3 separate regions of the Mus musculus genome follow, and all the other regions are linked to region 1. The links are chromatin loops, found by intact Hi-C in ENCODE. Cell type or tissue: left cerebral cortex. All regions are shown on one strand.

Region 1 (8,000 bases):
GTCTTTTCTTATCATAGTGCGCAACTGTGTGTATCATAGTGCACAACTGTTGTTTCATCCTTGGACCTGAATGTTTTTCCTTGAATATAAATTTGTCTCAAGCTTATTTCTCCTTTTAGTGTAATTATGAAAGTTCACTTTATTTCTTATTTTGAAGCCTTTACTTACTATTATGAGGACTGGGCATATTCTATTTTTGATTCCAACTTTATTACATCTTTCTAGCAAAACAATTACCACCTTATGCTTGCTGCCACACCCCTCTTTCCTACTTTGGTGGACTCTTATCCCTCTGGTACCAAAATAAAGCTCTCTCTGTATGTAACTCATGCTAATCCTGGACTTACTGTATTTTGATTGCACTAGTGAATGTTTAGTTTTGATATACATATTCCACTTATGACAGTCAATAACATATGTGTTTACTATAAAATATAGTTCAAACAAGCCTTGGTTTATTAGCTGCTTTCTAGATGTCCCTATAATTAGCATAAGGTGGTAAAAATCCTTACAACACTTGCACTTTTTCTCTCTTTTAGCTGGTTGTTGTGATCACAGTTCTCAGCATGATGTACTATGGAAGGCTGAAAGAAAAGGTAAAAATGTCCATGACTTGGCAGAGAAAGCAAAGATACGTGGGTGTGGGGTTACAGGGGTAGAGATGGGTGTGTGGGGATGTAGAGTGTTGGTTCAGTCAGTCCTTAGGAATTTCTGGGTGATTTTTGTTGTTATTTTTCATTTTTAAGGGTTTTTAGTGCCCCATTAAGTGAATCATTTTCTCTGCTCCCATGCCAGAAATGGTTTAGCTTTAAGAAGTCATTTATGTATCTTAACAGTACTTTGGAAAAGACAGGAGCACAAACCTGAGAAGAAACACATAATGTATGTGTGTTGTGTAGCTCTAGGAATATTAAATAGCCTTTAGAATATTAAATATATCACAAAAATAATTCATGGGGAAATGGAGACCATGAAGTATTATTAGTTTTTCAAAGGTAGTTAATGGACAAGAATGAGTTAAATGATATCATATGGACTTTGTGCTTCAAGCTGGTTCTGTCCACAAACTGCAGAAATATGAACAACTTTCAAATAATGTGAATTGTTAAGGCACTCGGAGTCTGACCCACTGACTATTTATTTAGCTTATAATGAGTTTCAGTGGGCTTCTCTGGGTCATATTTCTTATCTGGCTGGCTAAGGAGGCCAAATGTTCTGAATGGAGGTGGTACCTTCTATGCTGTAAGCTGATGAGCTGTCAGTAGGTGGTAGTGGCACAGAGCCAAGGATTCAGTTTTGCTATAGGTTTGCTTAGCAGATGTTGGTTTTACAGTCAGCTCCGTGTTTTTTTTTAATTAGATGTTTTCTTCATTTACATTGCAAATTTTATCCCCTTTCCTCATTTCCCTTCTGAAAACCCCCCTTTCCTATCCCCCTCTCTTTTTTCACTAACCCACCCACCCCACTTCCCTGTCCTGGCATTCCCCTACACTGGGGCATTGAGCTTTCACAAGACCAAGGGCCTCTCCTCTCATTGTTGTCCCACAAGGCCACCCTCTGCTACATATGGGGCTAGAGACATGGGTCACTCCGTGTGTACTCTTTGGTTGGTGGTTTAGTCCCCAGGAGGTCTGGGGATACTGGTTGGTTTATATTGTTGTTTCTCCTATGGGGCTGCAAACTCCTTCAGCTCCTTGGGTCCTTTCTCTAGCTCCTTCATTGGAGACCTGTGCTCAGTCCAATGGATGGCTGTGAGCATCCACTTCTGTATTTGTCAGGCACTGGCAGAGCCTCTCAGGAGAGAGCTATATCAGGCTCCTGTGAGATCAATTCTTAAAAAAACAAAAACAAAAACAAAACAAAACAAAAACCAAACAAAAATCAACCAACCAACCAACCAACCAACCAACCAAAAAAACTCCCCCCAAAACAAAACTAAAAACAAAACATACCACCGTTGATAACAAAATAAAAACAAAACACAACCCCAAACACCCCAAAAAACAAAAGCAACCTTGTAAACCACAAAACAAAACACAACACCTCACCAAACAAACAAACAAACAGCACCACCACCAACAACAACAACAAAACCTACAGTGCTATGAATTTTAGCGCTAAAGTTGTGAGATACAAACAGCAACAATGATTTAATCAGCCGTATGAGATTGCTTTGTTAATAATTGAGATGCTTAAGTATGCTAAGTTGATAAAATTCTGATGCTCTTTCATGAAAGATCAGCTTAATTTGTGTTGCCTTCTCTTGGAGCATCAGAGAAACTTAATTTCTATGCCCTTACTAAATATTTTTCTCTGTCTTTTAAAACTGGGTCAGTAGAGATTTTGGCAATAAATTTTTCCAGCACTCAGGCCACTTTGAGCATTATGGAAATTGAATTACTTAGTCTCATGTGCTTCAGGGAGCAATGGCTTTCTTCCTTTTCATATTTGCATGTCCCAAATTTGCTTGTAAACTGTAAGATATAATTTAGCACGAATTGCTTTTGAACCTTAGTGGTTAAAACAGCCTCCCCCCGTTCTCTTTTCTCCTCCCTTTTCTTCTTCTTCCTCCCCCCTTTTCACCTTCTTTTTCTTTTCTCTACCTCTGAAATGTGAAATTAGGGAAAATGGTAATACATTACGTTAGATTTTTAGGAGGTAAATGTTTATAATAAAACATTTGCCATAACAAATTCCCCAAATACTTCAGCTCATGAATTCCTTTCAATACTGTTTTGCAGAAATGGACTTGGGATAAATGGAAAATTCATTCAGGATTTGGGACGTGTAAGTTCACCCTAAAAGTTAAATTTCATTTTAAGTTAAATTAGTTTAACTTCATAAAAATGGCTAAGGTCCTATAGGGAGCTGATCAAGCCCAGCCAAGATGTAATTGTGGATGTCTCTCCCAAAATACTTCCTCCGCCATCTACTGATTCGCTGTTCAAATCCTTACCTAAAGGAAACATCTGGTATGAATTTTTTTTTAAAATGGGGGGGGGGGAGGTGTTTTAAAATACTAAATAACTTTCTGTGTTTTTTCCTAGTTGACTGTAGAAAAAATCTCTTATAAGCATCACCTGTCAATAAAAAAGATGATGGCCAATGAGCTGAGGCAGGAAAGAGGAGGTGGGACAATGTCAGGAAGAGAGAGGATTCTGGGAAATAGTGAGAGAATAAAAGGGAGATTTGCCCAGAACCTGGGGGAGATGGAAGTAAAGGCGTACGTAGCTGAACTCATGAGAGAATAAGGAGAGATACTGAGAGAGATTAGAGAGAGAAGCTGAGGGAATGCTGAGGAGACACAAAGAAAGAAATGGACGGGGAACTGAAAAGAACTAACTAAGTGGTAGATAAAGAATAGTTTCAATAAGTTAGGAGCTATTCAGGGAATGAGCCAAAGCTTGTGGACAACATATTTAATAATGAACAAATCGTCTTAGTGTCACCATTCCGGTAGCAAGGGCTGGCAAGGAAAAATGGATTTTATTTTTCTTTTCTTCTTTTTATTTTTTACAGTTGAAGTTTTGTAATATTGGTGAATTTCATTTTTTCTTATAAAAATTAGCTCATCTATACCTTTACATTTATTTTGTCACAGGCCTGTCATGAGAATTCAGCTTGTGCTTGCTTGACTAAAAGGTGCCAGTTCAAGGTGCTCGGTGAGTGGACTTTAACAGAGACACAGGAACAACTGGGCAGGGGAGAGAATCTTCGTGCAAGCAGCATAGGAGAGTTAAATGTAAGAAAAATAGCAGGAGGTAAGGCCTTTAGGATTTCTGATCCAGGGTTATTAAAAATGACACCACCCAGGGCTGAAAAACATATTTCAGTGAAATCCTGACTCTGATCCCTGGTGCTAAGCAAACTGGTGGCAACAATGCCTTTAGTCTCAGCATTTTGGAGATGGGAGCAAGAAGATCAGAAGTCCAAGGCCAGGTGGGAACTTTCGTGATCTTGCCTAACAACACAACACAACACAAAACAAAACAAAACAGAGCCTCCAAGTAAAGACGGCTTGAAAAGTATCATACTTACATTTTTGATTGACTAGACCCAAAATGAGAGTGTGTGCTGAGGAAACCCTTTTAAGGAAGCAGGACGACAAGCTACACAACCATGGGGCATTTAAAAAAAAAATCCACCATTCTGGAGGAAAGAAGTGTACCTAGGATATCTAAGGAGCTCTCAGATAACGGTTTAAAAAGAAATGGCCAGAAGACAGACATTTCCCAAAGCAAAAACATGGATAGCAATAAACATGTAACATAATGTTCATCATTGCGAGTCATTAGGGGAAAGCCATTTAAAAATGCCTCAGTCAGGGTCATCATTCCTTGCTATTGAGAATGGCCGAGACAGAACCATAGAACCCTGGCAAAATTCACTGCCAGCAGGAACCCAAACCTGAATAAGCACTTTCAAAATAGTTTGGAATTGTCATCATGGGAAAATATGGGTTGTTTCTGTCACATGCTGTGACTCTAGCCATTAAGAGTAAAGTCATTTAAAGAAACAACATAAAAATAGTACAATGGAAATATGCTGTTAACATATTCACTCAATGTTTCGTTGCAAAGAAGAAACTGACATTATTTGTAGTCATTATATACAACATAAATGTATAGTTTATTTTATTAGAATTTTAATGTCCAATGATTTCTGGTTAAAAATTATAAAGTATTTTAGGGCCAAACTTAAAGTGGTTTGTTTCAGGTTTTAGTTTAAAAATTCAGATGGCCACTAGATGGCAGAAGAGGCTTGTATTTTTGTTAACTTGCTTAAAAACAGGAAACGGGATTAATTTTGTTCTCTTAACAAATAAAAGGAATCTGTAATGATGGATATTACTGGTAACTGGCAAGGTTTAAATTGCAACTATAATATCAGTGTTGGTGTAAATTAAATAAGACATAATAAATAAAACCCACCGAAGGCACCACATGCAGAGTTAAACCTTGTAAAATAAACCAGGGCTAGCAGACTGATATTAAAAATGTGCACTTCAGAGCTTGACATTGAGCTTTGTCAGGGTACAGAGAATATTTGGTTTATAATCTTAATGGCTCTCAGAAATGTGCAGCCATTCCTTAATTTTTCTGTCTTCCCATTAATAATTTACCCAGAATGCAGCTGTTCTTCGCTACGGTTCTGGGAAACCGTCTTCTTCCTCTTTTAGATATAAGGATGAAAGTAGGCAAGTGAAAAGGAGCAAAATTCCGTGAATTTTATGATACCACACTTCAAATTACTCAATGGTTTTCAACTTGATGAAGTTGAGAGAAAAGGATCTATAGAACTTTTAGGAAACGCCCCTCGCGAGGGGCAAACTGAGACATTAACTTGAATAACTGCTGAGGTAGTCTGTGGAAGAGTGATAGCTTCGAGTACCTGAAGCCTAGGTTCAGCACCCCCCCCCCCACCCCCTCAGCATAAACCAGCTCGCAAACCTTTAATCCCAGCATTGAGCAGAGGTTGGAAGCAGGAGGATCTAAAGTCCAAGGTCATCGGCTACTTGGTAACGTTAATGGCCAGCCTGGATTCTGATACAGTATCAGAAGAAACAACCCTTCCCAAATAACCCTCAAACCAACAAAATCAAAAGCTTAGCCTCATCAACATGCATCATTCTAAATATACACTGTCAGCGGCGTGGCGGTGGTGTAGAGGCAGAGATGGGTAGACTTCTGAGTTTGCAGCCAACCTGGTCTACAGAGTGAGTTCCAGGACAGCCCGGGCTACACAGAGAAACCCTGCCTTGAAAAAAGAAAAACACAAACAAAACAAACAAACAAAACAAGAAACCCCAAATACACATTATCACCACGGACATTTCTGATGTATGTATTTGCATAGGTCCCGTTCCTGCGTTTCATTATAAGGACAGATTGAATGAGAAGGTAGGTAGTCAGCACTACACATGCCGGAGAGGGACAGTGACGTATCTACTGAGAATTCATAGGAGGATTCTCTATTCTAAGTAAGATTCTTCCAAGGAGATGAGTTCAGATGGAATTCAGGTGGAACCTCTTTCGGAAAGCCCAGAGAGGGAATCGTGCACAGGAGATTCAGCATCTGCCCAAAGAACAAAGGAAATCCCTTATTTTAGTGGCCTTTAAAGGAGAGAGTTCTCCTAGTTAGAGGGAAGGGGCTTCTGAGGGTAGCAACTTTGTGACAATATTAGACAGGATATGAAGAGGTAAGTCACAAAGGTAATCTTAATGTCCCGTCTTCCAACAACCTTTAGAAATAAGCATTTACTTTTATAAATGAAGCCACATTGAATATGTTTGAGTAAGTGTCCTTGTGGTAGGATGGAACACCCTTTGGGTATACGTCCAAGAATGGTATACTTGGGTCTTCAGGTAGATTGATTCTCAACTTTCTGAGGAGCCGCCATATTGATTTCCACAGTGGTTGTGCAAGTTTGCACTTCTACCAGCAATGGAGGAGTGTTCCCTTGCTTCACATCCTCATCAACATGAGCTGTTATTATGAGCTGTGTTATAGATCTCAGCTTTTCTGACAGGTATGACAGGTTTTATTTCATTTCTTTGATGGCTACGGATGCTGAATATTTCCTTATGAGTTTCTTAGCCATGTGAGTCTTTTCTCATTCAAGAATTCTCAGTTTGCATCTGTATCCTAGTTTCTAGTTGTGCAATTTGTTTTCTTGATACATAGTTTTTCTGAGTTCTTTATAAATTTTGGACATGAGTCGTCTATTGGATATGGAGTTGGTAAAATCGTTTTCCAGTCTGTAAACTGTCATTTTGTCCTATTAATGGTGTCCTTTGCCTTACAGAACCTTTGCAGTTTCATAAAGTCCCATTTGTTAATTGTTGGTCTTGGGGACTGTGCTAATGATGTTCTGTTCAGAAAGTTATATGTTGTGCCAATGTGTTCAAGGCTATTCTCTACTTCCTCTTCTATCAGGTTCAGTGTATTTGGTTTTATGTTAAGATATTTTATCCATGTAGAGTTGAGTTTTATGCATAGTGATAGTATGCATCTCTTTGGACTCTTCTAAAACTGCTGTCTAGTTTCATCAGCCACAATTTTGGAGATCCTGTTTTGTTTTGTTTTGTTTTGTTTTGTTTTGTTTTGTTTTGTTTGCTTTTTTGTTGTTTTTTTTTCCCAGTCGTTTGTCTGGCTTCTTTATCAATAATTAGCTGTCCACTGGTGACTAGACTGATGTCTGGATCTTTAGTTTAATTCCATTGATCAGTGTCTGTTTTTGTACCAATACCATGTAGTTTTTATTACTATAGCTTTGTAGGACAACTTGAAATCAGTGATGATGATACCACCAAGATTGTTTTTCCAGTAAAGATTAGATGTATTGTTTTTCTTGTGTTTCACTATGAAGCTAAAAATTGTGCTTTAAGATCTGGAAAAAATTGTGTTGGAATTTTATTGAGGATTACATTGAATCTGTAGATTGCATTTGGTAGGGTGGCCATTTTTACTATGATAATCCTGCTGATTCATTAGCATAGTAGATCTTTTCATCTTCTAATATCTCCTTCAAAGCCTCGAAGGGTTTTTTTTTTTTGTTTGTTTGTTTCGTTTTGTTTTGTTTTAATCACACAAGTCTTTTAGTTGAGTTGTCACAATTGTCCCAAAATACTTTATATTATTTGAGCCTATGGTGAAAACTGTTTCCTGATATTTTTCTTAGACCATTTGTCATTTGTATATAGGAGGGCTACTGAATTTTGTGAGATAATTTTGTATCCAGCTACTTCAATGAGAGTGTTTATCAGATGTAGGAGTTTCCTTGTGGAAGTTTTAGGGTCATTTATATATACTATTATATCATCTACAAATAAAGATATTTTGACTTCTTGTTTTTCAATTTGTATTCCTTTGGTCCAATTGTATCACTTCAGTTGATTATTGCTCTACCGAAAAGATTCCAACTAGAAGGCTGAACAATATGGAGTTAGTGGACAACCTTGTCTAAAGTTCTGATCTTAGTGGGATTGCTTTCATTTTTT
Region 2 (8,000 bases), 1.1 Mb after region 1:
TATTTCATTTATTTTTTGGGGGGGGGGTTCGAGATAGGGTTTCTCTGTATAGCCCTGGCTGTCCTGGAACTCACTTTATAGACCAGACTGGCTTTGAACTCACAAATCCGCCTGCCTCTGCCTCCCAAGTTCTGAGATTAAAGGCTTGTGCCACCATGCCCAGCTAGTTTGCTTTCTTATGGAATCCAAGACTATCAGCCCAGGAATGGCACCACCCACAATGGTCCTTCCTCCATTGATCACTAATTGAGAAAATGCCTTACAGCTGGATCTCATGAAGGCATTTCCTCACCTGAAACTTTTCACTGTGATAAGTCCAGCTTATGTCAAGTTGACACAAAACCAGCCAATACAGGAAGGATGTATAAGCATGTAAAAAAAAAAAAAAAAGAATGTAATATGCAGGAATGTAATTCTCTACATAATAATTCTTAAGTTTTCAAACACCAGTAATTTTATTTTAGCAATGTTCCTAGCCAATTACTGAATACTCAACTCTAATTACTATAGAGAGGATTTGCTTGTGTCAGTGCTCTAAAGAGGGAAGAAAATTCATTTAAGATTTCTCTCCAAAAGCAAATGGAATTGCAACGCTGCTGTGAATGCTTCTAGTTTATGCATTTCCAAATTAAAACATTAACTCTTATTATCTACATATTTAATCCTATTCTATATGTTCAGGAATTTCTTGAAAGCATTTAATTTCACTTTTAGCTGTATAATTTTCACTTGAGAACTATGCAGTTAGTTCTGTTTTTCACACATCTCCTAAGCCTCAAACATGATTAAATGTAATATTTGTCTATTGGTTAAAGGTAAAATGGCAACATGCATTTTTGGTTATGTTATATTATGCAAAGTCATCCTTACCCCACACTTGTTAAATGTCTTTTTTCCTAATGGATAAAACTAAGAGTAAAATTAACAGCAAGGAGTATTATTTAATTCTTTACTCTTGGGACTGTGGAGGTTGAAGGAAGAGGATTGCTCTGAATTTGCTGCTAGTTTAAGCCACAGCGAGAGGATCCTGTCAGCTTTGGCTGGAGAAGTGACCTTTAAAAGGGCAGGGGGGAGACAGAGAGAGAGACAGAGAGACAGAGAGAGAGAGAGATAGAGAAAGTGAGAAAGAGAGAAAGAAAGAGAAAAAGAGAGAAAGAGAGAAAGAAAGAGAGAGAGAGAGAAAGAAAGAGAAAGAAAGGAAGAGAGAGAGAGGAAGAGAGAAAGAAAGAAAGAAAGAAAGAAAGAAAGAAAGAAAGAAAGAAAGAAAGAAAGAAGGAAGGAAGGAAGGAAGGAAGGAAGGAAGGAAAGAAAGAAAGAAAGAAAGAAAGAAAGAAAGAAAGAAAGAAAGAAAGAAAGAAAGAAAGAAAGAGAGAGTAGAGAAAGAGACAGAAAGAGAGAGTGAGAGGGGAAGGGAAGATGACATAAATTTTACTTTTAGAATTTCAGGTGTAAATTCTGAATGCATAAGAATGATTTTCTTATAAAACATTAATAGGGAAGTGAACTAAGCATACAGTTAAAGAAAATGGGCATTTCCTGAAAATCATAATGCTACATGAAAACTGAATGAATTTTGTATTGAATATGGATTTTAACTGTTGGGTTGTCTGCACATGGACTGTTTGCAGTTGAGATCCATAGCCATATATTAGATAGATCTTGGTGAGTCTTGTGGAAGATTTGGGGGAGGATTGAGGGACCAGAAAAGGGCAGGGACTCCACAGGAAGACCAACAGAGTCAACTACCCTGAAGACTTCAGTGATCCCAGACACTGAAACAACAACCAAAAACCATATATGGGCTGGACCTAGTTCTCTTGGAAATATGTAGCGGATGTGCAGCTTGGACTTTATACAAGTCCCCCAATAAATGGAGAATTGTACTGTCTCAGACCTGTTGTCTCCATGTGAAACATTTTCCCCTAACTGAGCTGCCTTGTCTGGCTTCATGGGGAGAGAATGTTGCCAGTCCTGCAAAACTTGATGTGGTGTGTGTGTGTGTGTGTGTGCGTGTGTGTGTGTGTGTGTGTGTAATGTCCATCACTTCAGAGGAGTGGAGGGATAATGGGGTTAGGACCTGTGTAAAGGGGGATTCTGAGGAGAGTGGGCTGATATTAGAATATAAAGTTAATAAATAAATAAAAATATTAGGAATGAAATATAACAGAAAATTGATATTGGAAAACAAAGGAAGGTTTGCAATCCCTTTATCATTCTGCATGCTTGAGTGAAAAACAGTTCTGCTCTCCAGCATTCTATTCCTCAGCAACAGGTAAAATAACTGGATCCACATGGATGCACCCGACCTCTTGTCTGACCTTCAATACATTCACGAAAGATGGATGCCAACATTCAGTAAATGGCTACGGCCATACAGTTTCAATGAATTCCGCAGCCTGGCATGAACCAATTTTTACTAAGAGTTTTACTAACTTTACAAAAAAAAATCCATGGATAAGACCTAATTTTTTTTTTATTAATGGCATCAGGGAGGATTATGGTGTAGTGAGTAAATGTTATGTAATTATGCTGTATGGATTTAAAGCACTTGTAAATTGTCAAATACTGGCTCTAAAATGTTGTAATTTACTTGAGTGTTTGATTAAGCAATTTTTGGAAAGAAATTCTCTTAAATAAATGAAATCTTCAAAATTCCAGTTGTGACCTGATGATACAAAACATTCACATTTATTATATATGCACAACAAACACTATAAATGTAAGAACATGTAGGCTAATATTTCTGTTCATATCTCAATTCAACATCAAAATTATGAGCAAAATACTGTCAAATTAATCACACATTTTCTTTTGTGTTAGATGGTTATTGTAAACATCATATCTTTTTGTTCATTGACAAAACTTGAATCATAAAGGGAGGTTTATTAAACCCATAACTCTCCAGTGGATACCTACATACTCATGGACACACATCGAAATCATAGTGTATAACAAAGTGAAAGATGAGTGAGAGAGGAAGGGAGAGAGGGGAAAGAGAGGGAGAAGAGAGGGGGAAGAGAGGGGGAAGTGGAGGGATGAAGGAGGAAGGGAGGAAGGGAGAGTGGGAGGGAGGGAGGGAGGGAGAAAGATAGAGGGGAGAGGCAAGGAGTTCATGAGTGAGAGTAGTCAATATAAGGACAGATTAAATTGAAATGCACAGGTAAACAATAATGAGACAATCTGAACCACTCTCCAGGTTCCATGCCTAATTCTGGGTGCCATTCTTTCTCATGTTTAACAATCCCATTCCACCTACAATAACAATTCCCTTGAAATAACAAAACAGTCCTCAAAAGTTGCTGTTAATCCTCTATCTTCCTCTATTTTCCCATGTTGGGCTTATTTCCTTACAAAACAAGCAAACAATAATCCAAAACAAAATTAATAGAAGTAAAATTTAAGAAAAGCTAGCCTAAGACTTTGCCAGAGAATTATCAGACACTGACATCTAGTGGAAGTGAAAATCCATGACTATAAAAGAGTTTTAGTAAGCCAGCATCCCAAGTGTAACCTAAATCCAGATGCAAATGCAGAAGGGCACACAGATGTGTGTGTATATCTTATTTATATGCTCTTTTACACTTCTGCATGTGTCAAACTGTTGATATTTGGAAAAAAACGGAAATAATTGGTTGAATGAACATTGCTTTGGCTGGGTATACAGTATGTACCATTAAAAGCTGAAGAACTAAGGATAATCCATATTTCATCTGTCTCTATTTCTGTCTCTGTCTGCCTGTCCTTCCTTCTTTCTTCCCTTCCTCCCTTCTTCTTCCTTTCTTGCTTCCTTTCTTCATTTCTTTCTTCTTTCCTTCCTTTCTTTTGGGTCTGTGGATTATAGCATGTAATTTATGGCTAAAATACATGTATAAGTGATTACACGGAATGTATATTCTTTTGAGTTGGGTTATTTCACAATTTTTTAAGTTCCATAAATTTGCCTGAAAATTTCATCATTTCCTTGTTTTTAATAGCTAGGTAATATTCCATTGTGTAAATGAATGCTATTTTCGGTGTTCATTCTTCCATTGAGGGGTGTCTGGGTTGTTTCCAAGTTTTGGCTTTTTTGAATAAAACTGCTTTGAGCACAGTTGAACAAGTGTCCTTTTGGTATGGTGAAGCAAGCTTTATATATATGGCCAAAGTGTTATAGATGGATCTTGCGTAGAACTTTCCCATTTTTATGAGAACCTCCCAAATTGATTTCCAGAGTGGTTGTACAAGCTTGCACTCCATCAGCAGTGGAAGAGTGTTCCCCTTCTCCACAACCTTGTAAGCAGGTGTTGTCACTTGAGTTTTTGAACTTATCCATTCTGATCTGTGTAAGATAGAATGTTAGAGGTTTTTATTTTATTTGCATTTCCATGAAGCCTAGGGATATTTAACATTTCTTTGACTACTTCTCCAACGTTAAAAAGTTTTCTTTTGAGGATTCTGTTCTTTTTTTCATAATGTATATTTTATTTACATTACCTCAACAAAGCAGCTCCCTTCCCTACTCTCCTCTGAGTTTAACCCTTACAAATCCTTCCACCTGCTACCCTTCCCCTTCCTAGAGAAGGGTATAGCCTCATCCCCTTGTGTTTCAATCCATGCTGGAATATCTTTCCTCAATAATACTAAGCACCTCCTCTCCAAGTGAGGTCTAACAACACAGTCCAGGTAGAGAAAGTGGATCCAATACAGGGAACAGGGTCAGAGATAGTCCCCTCTCTGATTGTAAGTAAGGGTACCCACATGATGACCAAGATGCATACTTGCTACAAATATGCAGGTGATCTACATCAGGTCCAGTAAGTACTTCTGGTTTCACAGGAGAGCAGAAGGGGAAGGTTTCAATTGTGTCCTGGTATATCTTCCTGGAAACTATCTTATGAGTAGACGTTTTGCTGAACCAGACATATGAGCTATATATTATTTTTTGAATATTTAAGGGCCTCTTATGTATATTACACTTTCATCTGGGAATAGCTATACTTTTTCTTTTCCAACTTGTATCCCCTTGACCTCCATTAGCTGTATTTTGCTCTAGGTAGAAATTCTCATTTTATATTGAGATATGGAGAGACCGAACAGCTCTGTCTTTTCCCTGATTTTAGTCCAATTGTTTTATATTTCTTTCCATTTAATTTGATGTTGGCTATTGGTTTGCTGTATATTGCCGTTCTTTTCTTTTCTTTTTTTTTTTTTTTTTTGTGCTTGTGTATATGACTGGAATTGCTGATCCCTCCAAGACTTTTAACATGAATGTTCCTAATATTGAATTTTGTCAAAGGCTTTTTTAAGCATCTAATAAGATAATCGTGAGGGTTTTTTTTTCAATTGTAAATATGGTGGATTTCATTGATAGATGTTTGCATGTTGAATCATCCCTGTATCCCTTGTATGACGCCTACTTGATCATGGCGGATGATCTTTTTGATGTTTTCTTGGATTTAGTTTGTGAGAGTTTTTTTGAGCATTTTATGACAATATTCATAAGGTAAACTGGTCTGACATTATTTTATTTTGTTGAATCTTTGTGTGGGTTAGGTATCAGGGTGACTGTGACCATATAAAATGAGTTTGACAATGTGCCTTTTGTGTCATTCTTGTGGAATATATTTAAGAGTATTGGTATTAGCTCTGCTTAGAATATCTGATAGGATTCTGTACTAAAACCATCCAGCCCTCAACTTTTTTGGTTGGGATAATTTTAATGACTGCCTCTACTTCTTTAGGGGTTATAGGACTATTTAGATTATTTACCTGATTGTGATTTAACTTTGGTCAGTGGTAATTATCAAAAAGATTATCCATTTTAATTAGAGTTTGCAGTTTTGTGGAGTACAGGTTTTTGAAGTAAGACCTAATGATTTCCACACTGTCTTTTGTTATCTCTAGCTTTTTATTTCTAATTTTCTTAAAGTGGATATTGTCTTTCTGTTGTTTAGTTAGTTTACCTAAGGGTTGGCTTACCTTGCTGATTTTTTCAAAGAACCAGCTCTTGGTTTCCTTGATTCTTTCCATTTTTTCTTTGTTTCTAATTTCTTGATATCATCCTTGTTTATTATTCTTTCCCACATTCTACTCCTCTTGGGTGTGTTTCCTCTGTTTTTGTTATTTGTTCTTGTTGTTCTAGAACTTTCATGTGAGCTATTAAGTTGCTACTGTGATATCTCTTTAACTTCTCACTAAGTTCAAAACACTTAGTGCTACGAACATTCCTGTTAGCAGTTCATTTATTGTGAGTCATATGTTTGGGAATATTGTGCCTTCTTTGTCATTGAATTCTAGAAAGTCTTTAATTTATTTCTTTATCTCTTCATTTACCCAGTGGTCACTGGGTAAAGAGTTGTTCACTGTCCATGAGATTGTAGGATGTCTATTGTTTCCGTTGTTGTTGTAGCCCAGACTTATAATCATGGTGATTTGTTGAGATGTGAGTGGTTATTTGAAATTTATTGTTGAGTCTTGCTTTGTGACTGAGTATACTGTCAGTTTTGAAGAAGATTCCTTGAGTTGGAAGAAGGTATATATGCTTTCCTGTTTGGGGGAAAGGTACTATAGGTCTATTTTTGGTTCATTTGATTCATAACCTTGGTTAATTTTATTATTTCTGTAATTTTTTGTTTTCTTAACCTGTTCCTTGGTGAGAATGGTGTCTTGAAGTATCCCATTCTTAATATTGAGGGTTCACCAAGTAATCTTAATATTTAGTAATGTTTGTATAATGAATGTTGGTACTGTTACATTTTGTGCATAATCATATTTAAGTGTCTTTTTGGTGGATTTTTTATTTGATGCATTTGAAGTGTCCTTTCTCATCTCTTTCAATAATTTTTGGTTGAAAGCATATTTTATTAGTTATTAGAATAGGTACTGCAGCTTGTTATTTGGACCTGTGTGCTTAGAAAACTCTTTTGAAGCACTTTACTTTGGTATATGTCTATATTTATTGCTGAGGTGTGTTTTTTGTAAGTAGGATCTAGAATACTGGATCCTATTCACACATCCAGTCTCTTAGCCTTTGTTGTTTTATTGGGGAATTGAATCCATTTGTGTTCATAGATAATAATGACCAAACATTGTTAATTCCTGTTATTTTGATGTTTATGTCTTGTGTGTGTGTGTGTGTGTGTGTGTGTGTTATTTGTGATTGTGTTTATTTTGATGTTACTTGTGTTGTGGGAAATAATAAGAAATGAATGGCGACATTCCTGCAATACTTTTGGTCACCTGAAACTCTGCCCCATGGGAACTGCCTGGTCATGCACTGGCAGGCAATGGCCTACCTGTTTTTATATCAGGAACTCTCTGACTCAGAACTCCATAATCTCTCCACCCAGCTCACCAAGTTCCTACTGACAGGTCGTTACCATGCCAATCCTGTGCTTCAAATTCTCCATGGCCTTTGCAGTACACCTCAGACAAACTGATGCTTTGCCTACATACATTTCTCTCTTGAACCTGGACAAGTCAACAAGTGAAGGAAAACACAAGAAAACTTAGTTCAGAAACAATGGTAACCCAATTGTTAGGTGCAACAATAAAATCTTAATCTTGTAAGCCTCATTAAAGGGATAAAAAAAAAAAGGGTTAGATAAAAATGGATCTATTATGACTGCCCTACAAAAGACCCAAAAAAAGAGCTGAAAGAGTCAGATGCAGATATTTGCACCCAACCAATGGACAGAAGTAGCTGACCCTTGTTGGTGAAGTAGGGAATGCTAAAGAAAGCTGAGGAGAAAGGCGATCCTGTAGGAGGACTACCAGTCTCAATTAATCTGGACCCCTGAGAACTCTAAAACCCTTGATCACCAAACAGGTAGCATACACCAGATGATATGGGGCCACCAACACATGTACAGCAGAGGACTTGCAGGTCTGTGTTAATCCTCAATACTGGAGGCCCCAGACAGTTAGTGTTCAGGTGGAGTGAGGGTGAGGGCATCCATGTGGAGACCAGGTAGGTTAGGGAGGAAGTATGGGATATAGAGCAGTCAAAGGGTGGATGGGGG
Region 3 (8,000 bases), 960 kb after region 1:
ATTGACAAGGGCAAAGCACTATTCTAGGAGTTAGAACAGGCCAACTCCCATACTCTCTCACATTCTAGCCATTGCACCCATTCCAGGAACCATCTCTTTTTTAGGAATTTCTATTACTACAGCTTCACCTGTGGTTAGCAAGGAGGCCACCCCAGAAGCATCCAGTAAGGCAGATCTTAAAACCTTTGTTTGATCAATGATTCCATTTTCAATCATGTTCATAAAATCTCCCAGCTTGGCGTTATAACCAACTTCTGAGGAAATCTGCAGAATTTCCTCAATTATCAAAGATCCTCCAACACCTACATTCTCAGCAATTGTCATTGCAGTAACTTCAAGTGCTCTTTTTATAATTTTTATACTTATTTTCAGATCTCCATTAGCAGGCTTTAATGAATCCATGGCTGGGATATACCAAAGCAAAGTGCAGCCTCATTCTAGAACCCTTTCTTCTCATTCATTTCAACATGACTTCTACCTCCAATCTTGAACACAGCTACTCCATCTGAAAGTTCTACAAGTAGCTTGTTCAGCTTTTCCTTTATATATTTGCTAGTGGTGATGTCTAGCTGCTTAGTGTTTTTTTTTTTTAATATATTTGTCTTATCAAAATAATATATACATGCATTTTTGGTTATGTTATATTATGCAAAGTCATCCTTACCCAACACTTGTTAAATGTCTTTTTTCCTAATGGATAAAACTAAGCGTAAAATTAACAGCCAGGAGTATTATTTAATTCTTTACTCTTGGGACTGTGGAGGTTGAAGGAAGAGGATTGCTCTGAATTTGCGGCTAGTTTAAGCCACAGTGAGAGGATCCTGTCAGCTTTGGCTGGAGAAGTGACCTTTAAAAGGGCAGGGGGGGAGACAGAGAGAGAGACAGAGAGACAGAGAGAGAGAGACAGAGAAAGTGAGAAAGAGAGAAAGAAAGAGAGAAAGAGAGAAAGAAAGAAAGAAAGAAAGAAAGAAAGAAAGAAAGAAAGAGAAAGAAAGAGAAAGAAAGAAAGGAAGAGAGAGAGGAAGAAAGAAAGAAAGAAAGAAAGAAAGAAAGAAAGAGAGAGAAAGAAAGAGAAAGAAAGAAAGGAAGAGAGAGGAAGAAAGAAAGAAAGAAAGAAAGAAAGAAAGAAAGAAAGAAAGAAAGAAAGAAAGAAAGAGAGAGAGAGAGTAGAGAAAGAGAGAGTGAGAGGGGAAGGGAAGATGACATAAATTTTACTTTTAGAATTTCAGGTGTAAATTCTGAATGCATAAGAATGATTTTCTTATAAACATTAATAGGTAAGTGAACTAAACATACAGTTAAAGAAAATGGGCATTTCCTGAAAATCATAATGCTACATGAAAACTGAATAAATTTTGTATTGAATATGGATTTTAACTGTTGGGTTGTCTGCACATGGACTGTTTGCAGTTGAGATCCATAGCCATATATTAGATAGATCTTGGTGAGTCTTGTGGAAGATTTGGGGGAAGGATTGAGGGACCAGAAAAGGGTAGGGACTCCACAGGAAGACCAATAGAGTCAACTACCCTGAAGACTTCAGTGATCCCAGACACTGAAACAACAACCAAAAACCATATACGGGCTGGACCTAGTCCTCTTGGAAATATGTAGCAGATGTGCAGCTTGGACTTTATGCAAGTCCCCCAATAAATGGAGAATTGTACTGTCTCAGACCTGTTGTCTCCATGTGAAACATTTTCCCCTAACTGAGCTGCCTTGTCTGGCTTCATGGGGAGAGAATGCTACCAGTCCTGCAATAACTTGATGTGGTGTGTGTGTGTGTGTGTGTGTTTGTAATGCCCATCACTTCAGAGGAGTGGAGGGATAATGGGGTTAGGATCTGTGTGAAGGGGGATTCTGAGGAGAGGGGGCTGATATTGGAATATAAAGTTAATAAATAAATAAAAAATATTAGGAATGAAATATAACAGACAAGTGATATTGGAGAACAAAGAAAGGTTTGCAATCCCTTTATCATTCTGCATGCTTGAGTGAAAAACAGTTCTGCTCTCCAGCATTCTATTCCTCAGCAACAGGTAAAATAACTGGATCCACATGGATGCACCCGACCTCTTGTCTGACCTTCAATACATTCACGAAAGATGGATGCCAACATTCAGTAAATGGCTACGGACATACAGTTTCAATGAATTCCACAGCCTGGCATGAACCAATTTTTACTAAGAGTTTTACTAACTTTACAAAAAAAATCCATGTATAAGACCTATTTTTTCTTTTAATAATGGCATCAGGGAGGATTATGGTGTAGTGAGTAAATGTTATGTAATTATGCTGTATGGATTTAAAGCACTTGTAAATTGTAAAATACTGGATCTAAAATGTTGTAATTTACTTGAGTGTTTGATTAAGCAATTTTTGGAAAGAAATTCTCTTAAATTTATGAAATCTTCAAAATTCCAGTTGTGACCTGATGATACAAAACATTCACATTTATTATATATGCACAACAAAGACTATAAATGTAAGAACATGTAGGCTAATATTTCTGTTCATATCTCAAGTCAACATCAAAATCATGAGCAAAATACTGTCAAATTAATCACACATTTTCTTCTGTGTTAGAGGGTTATTGTAAACATCATATCTTTTTGTTCATTGACAAAACTTGAATCATAAAGGGAGGTTTATTAAACCCATAACTCTCCAGTGGATACCTACATACTCATGGACACACACCAAAATCATAGTGTATAACAAAGTGAAAGATGAGCGAGAGAGGAGGGGAGAGAGAGTGAAGAAAGGGGGAAGTGGAGGGATGAAGGAGGAAGGGAGTGAGGGAGAGTGGGAGGGAGGGAAGGAGGAAGGGAGGGAGGGAGGGAGGGATGGAGGGAGGGAGGGAGGGAGGGAGAAAGATAGAGGGGAGAGGCAAGGAGTTCATGAGTGAGAGTAGTCAATATAAGGACAGATTTAATTGAAATGCACAAGTAAACAGTAATGAGACATCTGAACCACAATCCAGGTTCCATGCCTAATTCTGGGTGCCATTCTTTCTCCTGTTTAACAATCCCATTCCACCTACAGTAACAATTCCCTTGAAATAACAAAACAGTCCTCAAAAGGTGCTGTTAATCCTCTATCTTCCTCTATTTTCCCATGTTGGGCTTATTTCCTTACAAAACAAACAAACAATAATCCAAAACAAAATTAATAGAAGTAAAATTTAAGAAAAGCTAGCCTAAGACTTTGCCAGAGAATTATCAGACACTGACATCTAGTGGAAGTGAAAATCCATGACTATAAAAGAGTTTTAGTAAGCCAGCATCCCAAGTGTAACCTAAATCCAGATGCAAATGCAGAAGGGCACACAGATGTGTGTGTATATCTTATTTATATGCTCTTTTACACTTCTGCATGTGTCAAACTGTTGATATTTGGAAAAAAACGGAAATAATTGTTGGAATGAACATTGCTTTGGCTGGGTATACATTATGTACCATTAAAAGCTGAAGAACTGAAGAAAATCCATTTTTCATCTGTCTCTATTTCTGTCTCTGTCTGCCTGTCCTTCCTTCTTTCTTTCCTTCCTCCCTTCTTCTTCCTTTCTGTTGGGAGCCGCCCTCACATTTGCCATTATAAGATGGCACTGACAGCTGTGTTCTAAGTGGTAAACATAATCTGCACACGTGCAGGGGCAGTTTTCCCGCCATGTGTTCTGCCTTTCTTGTGATGACAACTGGGCCGATGGGCTGCAGCCAATCAGGGAGTAATACGTCCTAGGCGGAGGATAATTCTCCTTAAAAGAGACGGGTTTTGCCATTCTCTCTCTTGCTTTCTTGTTCTTGTTCTTTTTCTTGCTCTTGCTTTCTTGTTCTCGTTCTTTTTCTTGCTTTCTTGTTCTTGTTCTTTTTCTTGCTCTCTTGCTCTTCTTGCTCTCTGGCTCCTGAAGATGTAAGCAATAAAGCTTTTGCCGCAGAAGATTCTGGTTTGTTGCGTCTTTCCTGGCCGGTCGCGAACGCGTGTAAGAGTTGGTGCTGAGACCCGGGACGGGACGAGAAGACCTGGGACGAGAAATCCCGGGACGAGAAAACCTGGGATGGTTACCATCACCGGCGCAAGGAAGATCCCTCATTCCGGAACCAGAACTGCGGGTCATGGTAATGAAGTGTTCCCGTAAAACAGACTGTTGAGAAGGATTCAACTGTGTGAATTCAGAACTCTTCAGCTGGGGAATGGTGGTAATGAAGTGTTCCCGTAAAACAGACTGTTGAGAAGGATTCAACTGCGTGAATTCAGAACTCTTCAGCTGGGGAACGGTGGTAATGAAGTGTTCCCGTAAAACAGACTGTTGAGAAGGATTCAACTGCGTGAATTCAGAACTCTTCAGCTGGGGAACAGGGTACCCGTAAGTATAGCTTTACAAGGTAAGTCTGGTCTTGAACTTTCTAACGAAATTCAAGACAGTCTATCAGAAGTAAAGTGGGAAATAGCTTTACAAGGTACGTCTGGCCTTGAACTTTCTAACGAAATTCAAGACAGTCTATCAGAAGTAAAGTGGGAAATAGCTTTACAAGGTACGTCTGGCCTTGAACTTTCTAACGGAATTCAAGACAGTCTATCAGAAGTAAAGTGGGAAATAGCTTTACAAGGTATGTTTGGCCTTGAACTTTCTCTAGTGTTAGGAGCCTTTTTGTTCCTTTTCACATGTTATCAAGCGGTTAAGGCAGGGCTGAAAATTCTGGATGAAATTCAGGGCAATCTATCAGAAGTAAAGCGGGGAGAGAGAGTAGGAGCAAAGAGGAAATATGGCGCACAAAATAAGTATATAGGCCTTTCCACGGGTCTTGAACCTGAGGAAAAGTTTAGGTCAGGTAAGAATACCTGGGGAGAGATTAGAAGGAAGGAGAAGGAAAAAGAAAAGAAAAAAGATCAATTAGCGGAGGTCTCTAGGAGAAGGAGCCTATACTCATCACTAGATGAGCTCAAGGAGCCAGTTCTTAGTAGTTCTGAATCAGATGAAAAGGCTATTAGGGCCTGGAAGGCGCTCTCCTGAGCAGGTGAAGCCACTGGACAACTAACAAAGATCGTCCAGAGACCTCAGGAGTCATTCTCAGATTTTGTGGCCAGAATGACAGAGGCAGCAGAGCGTATTTTTGGAGATTCAGAGCAAGCCGCACCTCTGGTAGAACAGCTCATTTATGAGCAAGCCACACAGGAGTGCCGAGCGGCCATAGCCCCAAGAAAGAACAAAGGTTTACAAGACTGGCTCAGGGTTTGTCGGGAGCTTGGGGGAACTCTCAACAATGCAGGCTTAGCGGCCGCCATCCTCCAATCCCAAAAATGCTCCATGGGCAGAAATTAATCAACTCATAGATCTTGACTAGGAACAACTAGATGTATTATGGCAAATAGCTCAGCTGGGATGTGAATAAAAGTTTCCGGGATTGCCCGTTACTTCCATTCAGTATGAGAAATTTACTAGGGCAGCTAATTTGTTAAAAAGTCTTTCTCAGTATATGTTACAGAATTGGATGGCTGAATTTGAACAAACCCTTCGGGAATTGAGAATTGCCATCATTCAGGTCAACTCCACGTGCTTGGACCTGTCCCTGACCAAAGGATTACCCAATTGGATCTCCTCAGCATTTTCCTTCTTTAAAGAATGGGTATGGGTGGGATTATTTGGAGATACACTTTGTTGTGGATTAGTGTTGCTTCTTTGGTTGGTCTGTAAGCTTAAGGCCCAAACTAGGAGAGACAAGGTGGTTATTGCCCAGGCACTTGCAGCTCTAGAACATGGTGCTTCCCCTGATATATGGTTATCTATGCTTAAGCAATAGGTCGCTGGCCATTCAGCTCTTGCACCCCACGAGGCTAGTCTCATTGCACGGGATAGAGTGAGTGTGCTTCAGCAGCCCGAGAGAGTTGCACAGCTAAGCACTGCAGTAGAAGGGCTCTGCGGCACATATGAGCCTATCCTAGGGAGACATGTCATCTTTCAAGAAGGTTGAGTGTCCAAGTGTCCTTCTCCCCAGGAAAAACGACACAGGACCAGACTAGGACCCCTCTGGGTGATGAGCCTGGGAGGAGGTTTTGTGTACGGCTCCTTTACCTGCACACTGGGGATTTGACCTCTATCTCCACTCTCATTAATATGGGTGGCCTATTGCTCTTATTAAAAGAAAAGGGGGATCTGTGAGGAGCCGCCCTCACATTTGCCATTATAAGATGGCGCTGACAGCTGTGTTCTAAGTAGTAAACATAATCTGCACACATGCAGGGGCAGTTTTCCCGCCATGTGTTCTGCCTTTCTCGTGATGACAACTGGGCCGATGGGCTGCAGCCAATCAGGGAGTAATACGTCCTAGGCGGAGGATAATTCTCCTTAAAAGGGACGGGGTTTTGCCATTCTTTCTCTTGCTTTCTTGTTCTTGTTCTTTTTCTCTCTCTTGTTCTTGCTTTTTCTCTCTCTTGCTCTTGCTTTCTTGTTCTTGTTCCTTTTCTCTCTCTTGCTCTCTTGCTCTCTGGCTCCTGAAGATGTAAGCAATAAAGCTTTTGCCGCAGAAGATTCCGGTTTGTTGCGTTCTTCCTGGCCGGTCGCGAGAACGCGGGTAAGACCTTTCTTGCTTCCTTTCTTCATTTATTTCTTCTTTCCTTCCTCTCTTTTGGGTCTGTGGATTATAGCATGTAATTTATGGCTAAAATACATGTATAAGTGATTACACGGAATGTATATTCTTTTGATTTGGGTCATTTCACAATTTTTTAAGTTCCATAAATTTGCCTGCAAATTTCATCATTTCTTTGTTTTTAATAGCTATGTAATATTCCATTGAGTAAATGAATCCCATTTTCCGTGTTCATTCTTCCATTGAGGGGTGTCTGGGTTGTTTCCAAGTTTTGGCTTTTTTGAATAAAACTGCTTTGAGCACAGTTGAACAAGTGTCCTTTTGGTATGTTGAAGCAAGCTTTATATACATGGCCAAAGTGTTATAGCTGGATCTTGCGTAGAACTTTCCCATTTTTATGAGAACCTCCCAAATTGATTTCCGGAGTGGTTGTACAAGCTTGCACTCCATCAGCAGTGGAAGAGTGTTCCCCTTCTCCACAACCTTGTAAGCAGGTGTTGTCACTTGAGTTTTTGAACTTATCCATTCTGATCTGTGTAAGATAGAATGTTAGAGGTTTTTATTTTATTTGCATTTCCATGAAGCCTAAGGATATTTAACATTTCTTTGACTACTTCTCCAATGTTAAAAATTATTCTTTCGAGGATTCTGTTCTTTTTTTCATAATGTATATTTTATTTACATTACCTCAACAAAGCAGCTCCCTTCCCTACTCTCCTCTGACTTTAACCCTTACAAATCCTTCCACCTGCTACCCTTCCCCTTCTTAGAGAAGGGCATAGCCTCACCCCCTTGTGTTTCAATCCATGCTAGAATATCTTTTCCCAATAAGACTAAGCACCTCCTCTCCCAGTGAGGTCTAACAACACAGTCCAGGTAGAGTGGATCCAATAGCAGGGAACAGGGTCAGAGATAGTCCCCTCTCTGATTGTAAGTAAGGGTACCCACATGATGACCAAGATGCATACTTGCTACAAATATGCAGGTGATCTACATCAGGTCCTGCATGCTCTTTTGTTTGTTGCTCAAGAAGTAAGTACTTCTGGTTTCACAGGAGAGCAGAAGGGGAAGATTTCAATTGTGTCCTGGGATATCTTCCTGGAAACTTTCTTATGAGCAGACGTTTTGCTGAACCAGACATATGAGCTATATATTATTTTTTGAATATTTAAGGGCCTCTTATGTATATTACACTTTCATCTGGGAATAGCTATACTTTTTCTTTTCCAACTTGTATCCCCTTGACCTCCATTAGCTGTATTTTGCTCTAGGTAGAAATTCTCATTTTTTATTGAGATATGGAGACACTGAAGAGTTCTGAATTTTCCCTGATTTTAGTCCAATTGTTTTATGTTTCTTTCCATTTAATTTGATGTTGGCTATTGGTTTGCTGTATATTACCTTTCTTTT

The links. A loop is a pair of places that touch in the nucleus more often than their neighbours do. Peaks named below come from ENCODE experiments on the same cell type or tissue, not always from the same donor. Only the 100,000 strongest peaks of a DNase experiment are listed, where the experiment ranks them.
Region 2: a loop joins it to region 1, with 9 times the contacts of the local background. A loop is called at or near these places in 6 of 42 quality-filtered maps.
Region 3: a loop joins it to region 1, with 10 times the contacts of the local background. A loop is called at or near these places in 7 of 42 quality-filtered maps.

Annotation. Positions count from the first base shown.
Region 1 is chr8:56,482,976-56,490,975 of GRCm38, reverse strand. It overlaps 4930518J21Rik (RIKEN cDNA 4930518J21 gene), which reads left to right and starts at 6,008. Exons shown (of 3, transcript NR_131020.1): 1 at 6,008-6,199. In left cerebral cortex, a CTCF peak has its summit at 4,741 (motif pointing right); DNase peaks (open chromatin) are centred at 1,252 and 4,780.
Region 2 is chr8:55,402,574-55,410,573 of GRCm38, reverse strand. No RefSeq gene overlaps it. Among named protein-coding and RNA genes, the nearest start is that of Gm51594, 24 kb to the right of the region's middle. In left cerebral cortex, a CTCF peak has its summit at 3,424 (motif pointing left); no DNase peak of the experiment used is centred here.
Region 3 is chr8:55,524,868-55,532,867 of GRCm38, reverse strand. It overlaps the pseudogene Gm20586. Among named protein-coding and RNA genes, the nearest start is that of Gm51600, 11 kb to the left of the region's middle. In left cerebral cortex, a CTCF peak has its summit at 3,162; no DNase peak of the experiment used is centred here.